Linked DNA regions of Homo sapiens: all the other regions are linked to region 1. A link is an interaction called in ENCODE POLR2A ChIA-PET data of the cell type or tissue named here. Cell type or tissue: MCF 10A. All regions are shown on one strand.

Region 1 (4,000 bases):
TCACATCAGTGGTTATGTGCTGGAAGGCAAAATCAAGCGGGGCAGGGGCATATGAGTGATGGGATGCATGCTATTTTATATGCGCTGGTCAGGCACAGCCTCTGTGATAAAGTGACATTTGAGCAAAAACTTTTTTTTTTTTTTTTTTTTTTTGAGATGGAGTCTCACTCTATCGCCCAGGCTGGAGTGCAATGGCGCTATCTCTGCTCACTGCAAGCTCTGCCTCCTGGGTTCACGCCATTCTCCTGCCTCAGCATCCCGAGCAGCTGGGACTACAGGCGCCCGCCACCACGCCCAGCTAACTTTTTGGTAGAGATGGGGTTTCACCGTGTTAGCCAGGATGGTCTCGATCTCCTGACCTTGAACAAAAACTTCTAATGAGGGAGGGAGGGAGTGATGCAGCTCTCTGGGCCAAGAGCTTTCGAGGCAGCCAGAAGAACATGTAAGAAACCCTAAGGTGGGAGCAACTGTGGCCCAGTGCTGTTGAAGCCATGCAAGCGCAGGAGGGGGCAGTGGAGAGGTGCCTGTGAGCCTCGGTAAAGACATTGATATTTACCCTCAGGAGGGGGAGTCATTCAAATTTTGAGAAACTAGAGGAGTGATGTGGTTTGACTTAGGACTTACAAGGATGACTCTGCTGTACTGACCATAAACTGCATGGTGGCCAGTTAGGAGGCTATTGGCATGGTCCAGCAGACTGGGATGGTGGACTGGATCACAAGGCAGCGATAGAGATGGTGAAAAGTGGTCAGATTCTGGATATGGCCATGGGATTCACTGATGGATTGGATGTGAGTTTTCAGAGAAAGGAGTCTAAGATGACTCCAAGGCTTTTGGCTTCTAAATGAAGATGCTTGTTCTGGGGGGTGGGGTGGGGGAAGCAATTGCAGACTCATGGGCTCAGTCTAGTCTTTTGGAGTCTGAGAGCTGCTACACTTAATTTGTTTGGGCAATGGTTTGACTGGTGAGAAAGGACCAGAAGCTGGAGCCAAAAGTTGGATAGAGCTGGTGGGCACTATGGCTAGAGCAAGAAGCCATCTGTAGGTCAAGGCCAGAAGTTTAGATTGATAGGAGAATGCAATACTGAAGGCAGCGTCAAGGTCAGAATCCAGTGTTCAGTACAATTTGGGTGGCATGGGCAGTAATTCAAACAGGACAAGGGCAATGGTGATTTATTAAGTACCAGGCATCATGCTAAAAAGGCTTTGTGTACAGTATCTCATTAAATTCTTACAACTCTACGAATTAGGTATCATTAGCTCTACTTGACAAATGAGGAAAATCAAAAGGTTGAATAACCTCTACAAGGCCACAAGGCTTGTAAGCAGAAGAACAGTTTTAAGCTTTGATTTGATCTGACTCCGAAGCATGTGTGCCTAAACACTATGCAATGCTGCATGCAAGGTTCAATGTCCCAGCTGGCAGCTGAGGTTGCCTCAGAGGTTCAAGTCAGGAGGGTGTGGGATTGGTAAGTCCGGGTGGAAGCAGAGTCTAAATGTACAGACGTGGATCCAAGTTTGTGGTTTACATTGGGCATGAAGAAACAGGCTTGGACTGGACTTTGAACCAGGAGACTGGGAGCAGCATCTCAAATCTGGCACCGGCGTTCCCACTCACCCAGCTACAACAGCACTAAGACCTAATTAAGCAAGATGATGCAGAGGCTGACAATTGTAATGGAAAGTCAGTATTCTGCTTAGCTAGGTTTGTAACACTACCACTGTATTATACTAAGATAAACATGCGAATCCAGTGGAGTTTCTTTGTTAGAGCTCTGCATTATAACTGAAACAGTGCTCTAACGTGGATGATCAAACACCCTTCCCTTCTGTAAGATATTTGTTACATAGATGTTGGAATCTATGTTGAAAGAGCTCACAAAGATCCTTCTCTTCACCTGGCTTAATTAAGGAGACTGCCCTAGATCCTACAGGAAAGAGCTTAGTGAGTTTACACTGCTCTTTCAAAGGCAAACAACCCTGGAGTTCTAATACTTTTGCCTTTTCCTCTACCTGTCAACTGGTAAACGTGCACTGAACACAAAATTTCATTCTCAATCTGCTTAAAAGGCACATTTAATGCAGCCAGTTCAATAAAGATATTATAGAAATAAGATCTATAAGCAAGCACATCCTGGCAAGAGCTAATCGCTGTGCTATTATAATGGGTTAGAATTGAGTAAGACAGTGTCTGGTTCAGAAGTTGTTCCAGGTCAGTATCGAGTAATACGCATTTCTAGTTGAATAAGGAACTTAGGCTCACCAAGATCGTGACACCCAAATGACAGAGAGTCAGTGGTAAAACTGGGTCCAGAACTCAGATCTCCTGATTTCCGGTTCAATCTTCTTTCTTCTCTACTCAGAAGGTACTAGGATCTGAATGATAAACAATGCTCACATGGAGAGGCATCAGGTAAAACTGCAATTGATTAATATGCCATACATGATGAACCTACTTAGGGTAGAGCTTCTATTGATTTTTAATTCAATAGTAAACAGGTACTGAAAAGGCTGGGAGCAGGTCAGCGGTTCAGACAACGGTCCACTTGCTGACTAGATCACTAACTAAATGTGCTCTATATAAAACACACCAAAGTATCAAATGGAAAACAGTGCTTGCAAATAATTTCATAACCAATACTATGCAGGTGTCTTAACTGAGAAGCAAAGGTGATGTTTGCTTGGATTTTATTTGAAAACCCGATTTGATTCATGATCTACTTCTCCTTAGGTATGGACCCCAGTGTAATGACATAATTGGCTCAGCCTTTAAGATTTAAAGCCTCTGTTCCCAAGCTGCAGTGGCTGGAGCAATAGGAAATGAGAAACAAGGCAATCTCACATTGAAGTGGCTACTTAAGGATCCCTAAGGTGTAGTCATGATTTCCAGCCATGCAGTTGTTTGGAATTAGAAATCCTGATTCCTACTGTAAACTGAACATTGCAAAGCTGGTAGGATTAATTCAATGGAAGAAACTTGGTTTCTTGCTTGGAGGCATGTGGATGAATAAGAACTCTTGTGCATTGCTGGCAGGAATGTGAGTCAGTACAATCACTTTTGGACAGGGACATGGCATCTTCATAGACTTGAAGATATGTAGCAACTCTACTCCTATGTATCTGCCCTAAAGACACTCTTACACATGTTCACAAGAATTCTCACTGCAAAGATGTTGGTAGAAGCAAAATTTTGGAAGATGTCATTTAAGAAATACGTTGTGGTGTAGCAATTAAAACTAAAGCTATCAGGCAAATGATAAAATAGAGCAGGGGTGGCCATACTCATGTCAGAAAAAAATGCTTTACCGCCAGGCACAATGGCTCACACCTGTAATTCCAGCACATTGGGAGGCTGAGGAAGATTGCTTGAGCCCAGGGGTTCAAGACCAGCCTGGGTGACATGGGGGAGACCCTGTCTCTATAAACAAATTTTAAAAGTACTATAAAAAATGTAAAAACTAGCTGGGCATGTTGATTCATGCCTGTGGCTCCAGCTACTCAGGAGGCTGAGGCAGGATTGCCTGAGCCTGGGAAGTCAAGGTTGCAGTGAGCTATGATCATGTCACTGTACTGCAGCCTGGGCCAGAGAGTAAGACCCTGTCTCAAAGGAAAAAAACAGTCAAAAACTGTGACAAGAGACAGAGTAGAGAACCCAGAAATAAATTCTCATCTATATGGTCAAATGATCTTTAACAAAGGTGCCAGCTACTCCTAGGTACTCAAGAGGTTGAGGTGGGAGGATCACTTGAGCCTAGGTTCAAGGTTGCAGTGAGCTGTGATCACACCACTGCACTTCAGCCTGGGTGGCAGAGAAAGAAAGACTTTGCCTCTTGGAGTATTTCATCTTCATTACCCTATAAAGATACTTTGATTGCAAGTGGAGACAAAGTAATTGGCACATAAAATTTTTATTGGAAATTGACTTTACAACTTAGTACTCAGCCTGGGTCACCCTAAAGCAAGCATATTTTATATAAGGGGTTTCAGTTTTACTTTCTTCT
Region 2 (4,000 bases), 100 kb before region 1:
TTCACTGCCGCCTCAAACTCCTGGCTACCTCAGCCTCTCAAGTAGCTGGGACTACAGGTGTGTGCCACCACACCTGGCTAATTTTTGCATTTTTTTGTAGAGACGAGGTTTCTCCATGTCGCCCAGGCTGGTCTTGATCTCCTGGGCTCAAGCGATCCACCTACCTCTGCCTCCCAAAGTGCTGGGATTACAGGCATGAGCCACCGCACCCAGCACATTTACTGCTTTTTATAATAAGGGAAAAATGAGTACTAGAATGGGAGTCAAGATCAAGAATAAAAGGAGGCCGGGCATGGTGGCTCACTTTGGAAGGCTAAAACGGAAAGATCACTTGAGCCCAGGAGTTGAAGACCAGCCTGGGCAATATAGTGAGACCTCAACTCTCAAAAAAATAAAAATAAAAAAATAAAAATTAGCCAGGCATGATGGTGTGTACCTGTGGTCCCAGCTACTCGGGAGGCTGAGGTGGGAGGATCACTTGAGCCCAGGAGGTTGAGACTGCAAAGAGCTATGATTGCACCACTGCACTCAAGCCTGTGTGACAGAATAAGATCCTGTCTCAAAAAATAAAAAATAAAAAGAGAAAGGGGAAAACAATTCAACTCTAAAGAGTCTTTAACTTGAAATTAAACTGAGGAATAATCTGCAAGACAGGCTCAAACCAGACAGACCAGGAAGGACATGGTGTTCATTTCAGCCAACAGGCACAGCAGCCTCCTGGGGCTGTGTGGGAGCTTTACTCCAATTCCCAGGTCCTTGAGGCAGATGCTAATATTGTTAAGGAACAAAGCAAGTTTATGTCGTTTCTCTGAGTACAAATCTAGACTAAATTTGATAGAAGGATGTATTATCTGATACCATTAACTTTTCTATCTATTCTAAATGTAATTTTTTGAAAAGTTTTATTATTGAATGCTTTATGGCTTAGAGTCTTGGACTATTCTGATTTATGGCTTAGGGAAAAATCTAGGAAAACCAACTTTCTAGATTAGCCTGGAGCAAACATATTCCTTGACTTTTTTCATATTCTAAGAAAATGTGATCTGTGTACCGACGCTTACAGAAGTCGGTTTCTCTACAGTCATCCTCTTCCCTGCTGTTTGGCCACATGCCTCCTGCAGCCATCAGAGGCAGCAGAAAGCTAACCTGCCTTCATTTCCTTTCCCCTTCCTTTCTCTGCATTCACTGTTATACTCGAGCTGGCTAATGCAAGGGTGTTTAGAGTACTTTCCCAATAAACAAATGCTCACTGTGGAAAAATCTAGAAATATAGAAGAAAACAAGTCATTCATAATCTCAATACCTAGAGGTAGCCATTTTTAATATTTTCATGTATTTCATAGCTTATGTTTCCATGTTTGTGTATATATTTATAAGCTTACTAGGGACTGTACTAGATAGAGGATTTGAGCCCAGTTTTAACATTCAGCACAATGGATTGAGTAGCTCCCCATGTCATTTACATTTCTTTTAATGTCATCATTAAAAATTCTTATATGGAACCTTACAGTATTCAATCTTAAAGATGGTCCCATAACTTAATTCTCCAAACTTTTAATTAGGGAATTCAGGGTAGAATTTTTTGTGGCTCATGAATTTTTTTTTTTTTTTTTTTTTTTGGAGATAGAGTCTCACTTTATTGCTCACCTGGAGTCCAGTAGCGTGATCATGGCTCACTGCAACCTCCACCTCCCAGATTGAAGTGCTTCTCTTGCCTCAGCCTCCCAAGTAGCTGGGATTATAGTCGCACACCACCATGCCTGGCTAATTTTTTTTTTATAGTTTAGCCATGTTGTCCAGGCTGGTCTCAAACTCCTGACCTCAGGTGATCTGCCTGCCTCAGCCTCTCAAAGTGCTGGGATTACAGGCATGAGCCACCACGCCCAGCCTCATGAATTTTTTTAAGGCAATTCACAAATCTCTGACAAATACAAGTGAGATAAATGTGACTATTAATGTTTTCCTTCCATACAGGGGTTTGAGAGGGTTTTTTTTTTTTTCTTCAGCTTTTAAGTTCCAGGGTACATGTGCAGGATGTGCAGTTTTGTTACATAGGTAAACATGTGTCATGTGGTTTGCTGCACAGATCAACCCATCACCTAAGTATTAAGCCCAGCATCCATTAGCTATTCTTCCTGATGCTGTCCCTCCTGCTATGCCCCTGACAGGCCCCAGTGTGTGTTGTTCCCCCGATGTGTCCATTTGTTCTCATCGTTCAGCTCCTACTTATAAAGGAGAACATGTGGTGTTTGGTTTTCTGTTTCTGCCTTAGTTTGCTGAGGATAATGGCTTCCATGTCCCTGCAAAGGACATTATTTCATTCCTTTTTATGGCTGCATAGTATTCCATGGTATGTATGTACCACATTTTCTTTATCCAGTCTATCATTGATGACCATTTGGGTTCATTTCACATCTTTGATATTGTAAATAGTGCTGCAATGAACATTCGTGCATGTATCTTTTAATAGATTGGTTTATATTCCTTTGGATATATACCCAGTAATGGGATTGCTGGGTCAAATGGCATTTCTGCTTCTAGATCTTTGAGGAATTGCCACACTGTCTTCCACAGGGTTGAACTAATTTAATTTACATTCCCACCAACAGTGTAGAAGCATTCCTTTTTCTCCGCAACCTCACCAGCATCTGTTACTTCTTGACTTTTTAATAATCACCTTTCTGACTGACATGAGATGGTATCTCATTGTGGTTTTGATATGCATTTCTCTAATGATCAGTGATATTGAGCTTTTTTTCATGTTTGTTGTCTGCATGAGTGTCTTCTTTTGAGAAGTGTCTGTTCATGTCCTTTGCCCACTTTTTAATGGGGTTTTTTTTCTTGTAAATTTGTTTAAGTTCTTGTAGATTCTGGATATCAGACTTTTATCAGATGGATAGATCACAAACATTTTCTCCCTTCTGTAGTTTGTCCCTTCACTCTGATGTAGTTTATTTTGCTATGCAGAGGCCCTTTGTTTTAATTAGATCCCATTTATCAATTTTTGCTTGTGTTGCAATTACTTTCGGCATTTTTGTCATGAAATCTTTGGCCCATGACTATGTCCTGAATGGTATTGCCTAGGTTTTCCTCTTTACCTCTTTTCTTTTCTTTCTTTTCTTTTTTTCTTTTTCTCTTCTCTTCTTTTCTTTTTTTTTTTTTTTTTTTTTTTTTGAGACAGAGTCTCGCTCTTGTCACCCAGGCTGGAGTGCAATGGCGTGATCTCTGCTCACTGCAACCTCCGCCTCCTGGGTTCAGGCTCTTCTCCTGCCTCAGCCTTCTGAATAGCTGGGATTACAGGTGCCCACCACCATGCCCAGCTAATTTTTTGTATTTTTAGTAGAGACGGGGTTTCACCATGTTGGCCAGGCTGGTTTCAAACTCCTGACTTCAGGTGATCTGCCTGCCTCAGTCACCCAGGCTGGAGTGCAGTGGTGCGATCTCGGCTCACTGCAGCCTCCGCCTCCTAGGTTCAAGTGATTCAAGTGCCTCAGCCTCCCAAGTAGCTGGGACTACAAGCATACGCCACCACACCTAATTTTTGTATTTTTAGTAGAGACGGGGTTTCACCATGTTGGCCAGGCTGGTCTCAAACTCCTAACCTCAAGTGATTCGTCCACACTGGCCTCCCAAAATGCTGGGATTACAGGCGTGAGCCCCCACATCCGGCCTGGTATTGCCTAGATTTTCTTCTAGGGTTTTTATAGTTTGGGGTTTTACATTTAAGTCTTTAATCCATCTTGCATTAATTTTTGTATAAGGTGTAAGGAAGGGGTCCAGTTTCAGTCTTCTGCATATGGCTAGCCAGTTCTCCTAACACTATTTATTAAATAGGGAATCCTTTCCCCATTGCTTGTTTTTGTCAGGTTCATCAAAGATCAGATGATTGTAGGTGTGCAATCTTATTTCTGAGCTCTCCATTCGGTTCCATTGGTCTGTGTGTCTGTTTTTGTACCAGTACCCAGCTGTTTTGGTTACTGTAGCCTTGTAGTATATTTTG
Region 3 (4,000 bases), 1.9 Mb after region 1:
TCTGTCTCACAGCTCTTAAGATTCTTTCCTTGGTCTTAACTTTGGATAACCTGATGACAATGTGCCTAGGCAAAGATCTTTATGTGATGAATTTCCCAGGTGTTCTTTGTGCTTCATGTATTTGCATGTCTAGGTCTAGCAAGGCTTGGAAGTTTTCCTCAATTATTCACCCAAATATGTTTTTCAAGTGTTTAGAATTGTCTTCTTCCTCAGGAACATCAAGTATTCTTAGGTTTGGTCTTTTAATCCTAGACTTCTTGGAGGCTTTGTTCATATTTCCTTATTATTTTTTCTTTGTCTTTATTTATTGGGTTAATTCAAAGACCTTGACTTCGAGCTCTGAATTTCTTTCTTCTACTTGTTCAATTCTATTGCTGAGACTTTCCAGAGCATTTAGCATTTCTAAAAGTGTGTCCAAAGTTTCCTGAATTTTTGCTTGTTTTTTTCATTTACTTTTTTTTTTTTTTTTTTTTGAGACAGAGTCTCACTCTGTCTCCCAGGCTGGAGTGCAGTGGCGCGATCTTGGCTCACTGCAAGCTCTGCCTCCCAGGTTCATGCCATTCTCCTGCCTCAGCCTCCCGAGTAGCTGGGACTACAGGTGCCTGCCACCACTCCAGCTAATTTTTTTGTATTTTTAGTAGAGAAGGGGTTTCACTGTGTTAGCCAGGATGGTCTCAATCTCCCGACCTTGTGATCTGCCTGCCTCAGCCTCCCAAAGTGCTGGGATTACAGGCTTCAGCCACCATGCCTGGCCCTGTTTTTTTCTTTAAGCTATCTATTTGCTTGAATATTTCTCCTTTCACTCTTGTAACGTTTTTTTGGATTTCCTTGCATTGGGCTTCATATTTCTCTGGTTCCTCCCTGATTAGCTTAATAACTAACCTCCTGAATTATTTTTCAGGCAAATCAGGGATTTCTTCTTGGTTTGGATTCGTTGCTGGTGAACTAGTGTGATCTTTTGGGGATGTTGATGAGCCTTGGCTTTTCATATTAGCAGGGTTGGTTTTCTGATTCCTTCTCATTTGGGTAGGCTCTGTCAGATGGAAGGTCTAGGGCTGAAGGGTGTTGTTCAGAATTTTGTCCCATGGGGTGTTCCTTTGATGTAATACTCTCCCCCTTTTCCTATGGATGTGGCTCCTGTGAGCCGAACTGCAGTGATTGTTGTCTCTCTTCTGGGTCTAGCCACCCAGCAAGTCTACCTGGCTCTGGGCTGGTACTGGGGGTTGTCTGAACAGAGTCCTGTGATGTGAATGATTTATGGGTCTCTCAGCCATGGATACCAGCACCTGTTCCAGTGGAAGTGGCAGAGGATGCAATGACTCCATGGGATCCTTAACTTTGGTGGTTTAATTCCCTGTTTTGTGCTGTTGGCCTCCTGCCAGGAGGTGGTACTTTCCAGAAAGCATCAGCTGTAATAGTGTGGACAGGCACCAGCAGTGGGCAGGGCCCTAGAATTCCTAAGATTATATGTTCTTTGTCCTCTGATACCAAGGTGGATAGGGAAGGACCATCAGGTGGGGCCAGGGCTAGGCCTGTCTGAGCTCAGACTCTCCTTGGTCAGGTCTTGCTGTGGCTGCTGTGGGGGATGGGGGCGAGATTCCCAGGTCACTGGAGTTGTGTACCTAAGAGGATTATGGCTGTCTCTGCTGAGTCATGCAGGTTGTCAGGGAAGTGGGGGAAAGTTGGCAGTCACAGGCCTCACCCAGCTTCCAGGCAACCTGAAGGGCTGGTCTCACTCCCACCGTGCCCCCTCAACGGCCCCGAGTCTGTTTCCAGGTGGAGGGCGAGTCAGGCTTGAAAACTTGCCCAAGGCTTTCTGCCTCCCAGCTGTTAAAGAAAGGGCTTTAGTTCTTCTCCGCCTGTGGAGTCTGCAAGCCAGATTCACACCCTCCCTGGAGTTCTGGCCAGGAGTCTTCTTGCCCCGTTCAAATTATCCCAAAGTTTAGCTAGAGAATTCCTTCTCCCTGTGGAGTTTTGCCCCCTGCTCCTCTGGCCACCCTCCTGATGGATCCCTGTGGTGCCAGGCGGGAATGGGCTGCTAGGGGAGCCAGTGAGCTCCCAGGGCCTTTCTGCAGCTTCCTCTACCTTTGTATTTTGCTCGGTTTGGCTCTCTAACTTGACGAGGCTCCAGGTAAAGTCGGGAAGTTCTACAAACAGACCTTCAGCTTCTCCAGTATGTGTTCGGGAGATGAGGGTCTCCCTTTCCCACTTCTGCAGTTGGGGCGATCACAGTATTTGGGGTGTCTCCCGGGTCCTCTAGGAGCAATCCACTTCTTTCAGAGGGTCTGTGGGTCCTCTTGGGGTTGCTGGTTAGTTCTTGCAGTCAAGCTGGAGCTAAAATTCACAATGTGAGCCTCTCATGCTGCTCTGTCTGGAGCCACAATCTAGTCCTGCCTCCCGCTCGCCATGATCCTGTCCTCCGTATTTTACTTCTTACACAGATTTTCAAATAACTCCCCTGTTTTAAGTCTGACACTTCATCCCACCTTCAGCTGTATTCAAAGCCTGCAATTTCTCAGCCTTCAGGAAGGCAACTGGCTTCCTTCCTGTTGGGACTTGCCTCTTAAGTTTCACCCTTCTCAGCCTACTATGTCAGTCACTGTTATCTTTTAGCTTCCTATACTATGTAGTTCATGGTTGCAATGTCTCTTAGTTTCTGAGATGATGGTGCTTGTGTGTGTTTTTCTCATCGCCTTGTTTTGGGGTGACTTCCAAGAGGTGAAAGGGAAGAAGGTCTTTATCACCTTAGAAAAACTCCAGAGTCCCTGTTCTTAATAATTAATATGTTACACTTCTGCCTGGACAAGGCTCCACCTGTTTGCTTTACAGAAGAGGCCCTTCATCCTTCTGTGTATTCTCACATCGTAGCCAAAAGGACTGTCTAAAAATGCCATCTCCCACATTGCTCTTCCATGTAAGGCCCTTTAGTCATGGCTTGTCATGTTCACATTTGAGTCTCAGCAGAGTAAAGCCCTTGCCACCTGACCCAGCCCCTCAGCTTCACCTCCTGCCAGACTGCTTGCAGTTCCCAGTGTGCTGGGTCCTTCATCTCACTGCTCACGTGATTTTCCTGCTAGCCAGAAGCCCTTCTTTTCTTGCCTGGCTGCAGAACTTCTCCGTACTCTTCAAAGCCCACCTTCCCTGGCGAACCTTCCTGATTCTGCTCCCCTTCCCTCTTTCTTTTGGCCTCCCTCTGTCTTGGGCCCCAGTCATATTGGCCACTCTCCACTCTGTGCTGCAACAGATCCATCCATTCTCTTTTTTGAACAGAATGAAGCTGATGCAGAGACAGAAATTTTAGGCTAGAAGGGACCACAGAGGTTATCTAATTCTGGGGGGACGCAGTCAACACTAGAGGTAAGTTGAATCTATTCAGCTTTTTCAGGGTTCTGGCCAATATTATTTCTCCTTCCAAATATCATGGTTCTATGTGTGGCCCCTGGAACTCTTTTTTGGTTCCCTTTCTGTCTTCCTCCTCCCACACTCCAGCAGGTGTCATAAAGCCTCATTGAGACCCCTGTACTGGAGCCTTGTCCAGTACAGACTGTAGCTTCAGTCTGTAACTGGAGGAAAGAAACACTGAGCTTTAGCAATATCATGCTCCAATAAATAACTTTCCCTAGATGACATTGTTTTTAGGCAACTACAAAAACCGAATGGGAGCTGACAACCATACACTGCAAGAAATGAATCAGAATGGCCTTTCATTACAAACAGTCGCTTTGAAAGCAAAGGCCCAAATACAATGCGGGAAGACGGCAAAATAGAAAATATTCACTATAATATTTTAAAAATCACTTAAGTCAGTAGCTTTGCTATCCCATCCCCTACTCAACCTCAGATGAGAGTGATTAACTAAGTAGAATGTTTTCCCTTATTTCTTCCTTTGTGTAAGTGGGCAGAATTTTCATTGATTCATTCAACAAATATGTATGGGGTACTTATTATGAGCTACACACTGTTAGGCATGGAAAGTGATAATGATAATAATGGCAACATG

Evidence for each region. ChIA-PET counts read pairs that join two places held together with the same protein. Peaks named below come from ENCODE experiments on the same cell type or tissue, not always from the same donor. Only the 100,000 strongest peaks of a DNase experiment are listed, where the experiment ranks them.
Region 2: POLR2A ChIA-PET joins it to region 1 with 5 read pairs; 6 of 35 experiments call an interaction of 5 or more read pairs at or near these places.
Region 3: POLR2A ChIA-PET joins it to region 1 with 5 read pairs; 1 of 35 experiments calls an interaction of 5 or more read pairs at or near these places.

The regions. Positions count from the first base shown.
Region 1 is chr15:52,067,264-52,071,263 of GRCh38, reverse strand. It overlaps MAPK6 (mitogen-activated protein kinase 6), which reads right to left. Exons shown (of 6, transcript NM_002748.4): 6 at 3,889-4,000. All of the region lies in intron 1 of LOC112268150 (a long non-coding RNA gene), which reads left to right. Among named protein-coding and RNA genes, the nearest start is that of BCL2L10, 44 kb to the left of the region's middle. In MCF 10A, no CTCF peak of the experiment used is centred here; DNase peaks (open chromatin) are centred at 1,523 and 3,033.
Region 2 is chr15:52,168,713-52,172,712 of GRCh38, reverse strand. The region is part of intron 3 of GNB5 (G protein subunit beta 5); the gene reads left to right. Among named protein-coding and RNA genes, the nearest start is that of CERNA1, 9.3 kb to the left of the region's middle. In MCF 10A, no CTCF peak of the experiment used is centred here; no DNase peak of the experiment used is centred here.
Region 3 is chr15:50,208,544-50,212,543 of GRCh38, reverse strand. All of the region lies in intron 4 of SLC27A2 (solute carrier family 27 member 2), which reads right to left. Among named protein-coding and RNA genes, the nearest start is that of SLC27A2, 28 kb to the right of the region's middle. RefSeq lists an enhancer at 1,208-1,787. In MCF 10A, no CTCF peak of the experiment used is centred here; a DNase peak (open chromatin) is centred at 1,593.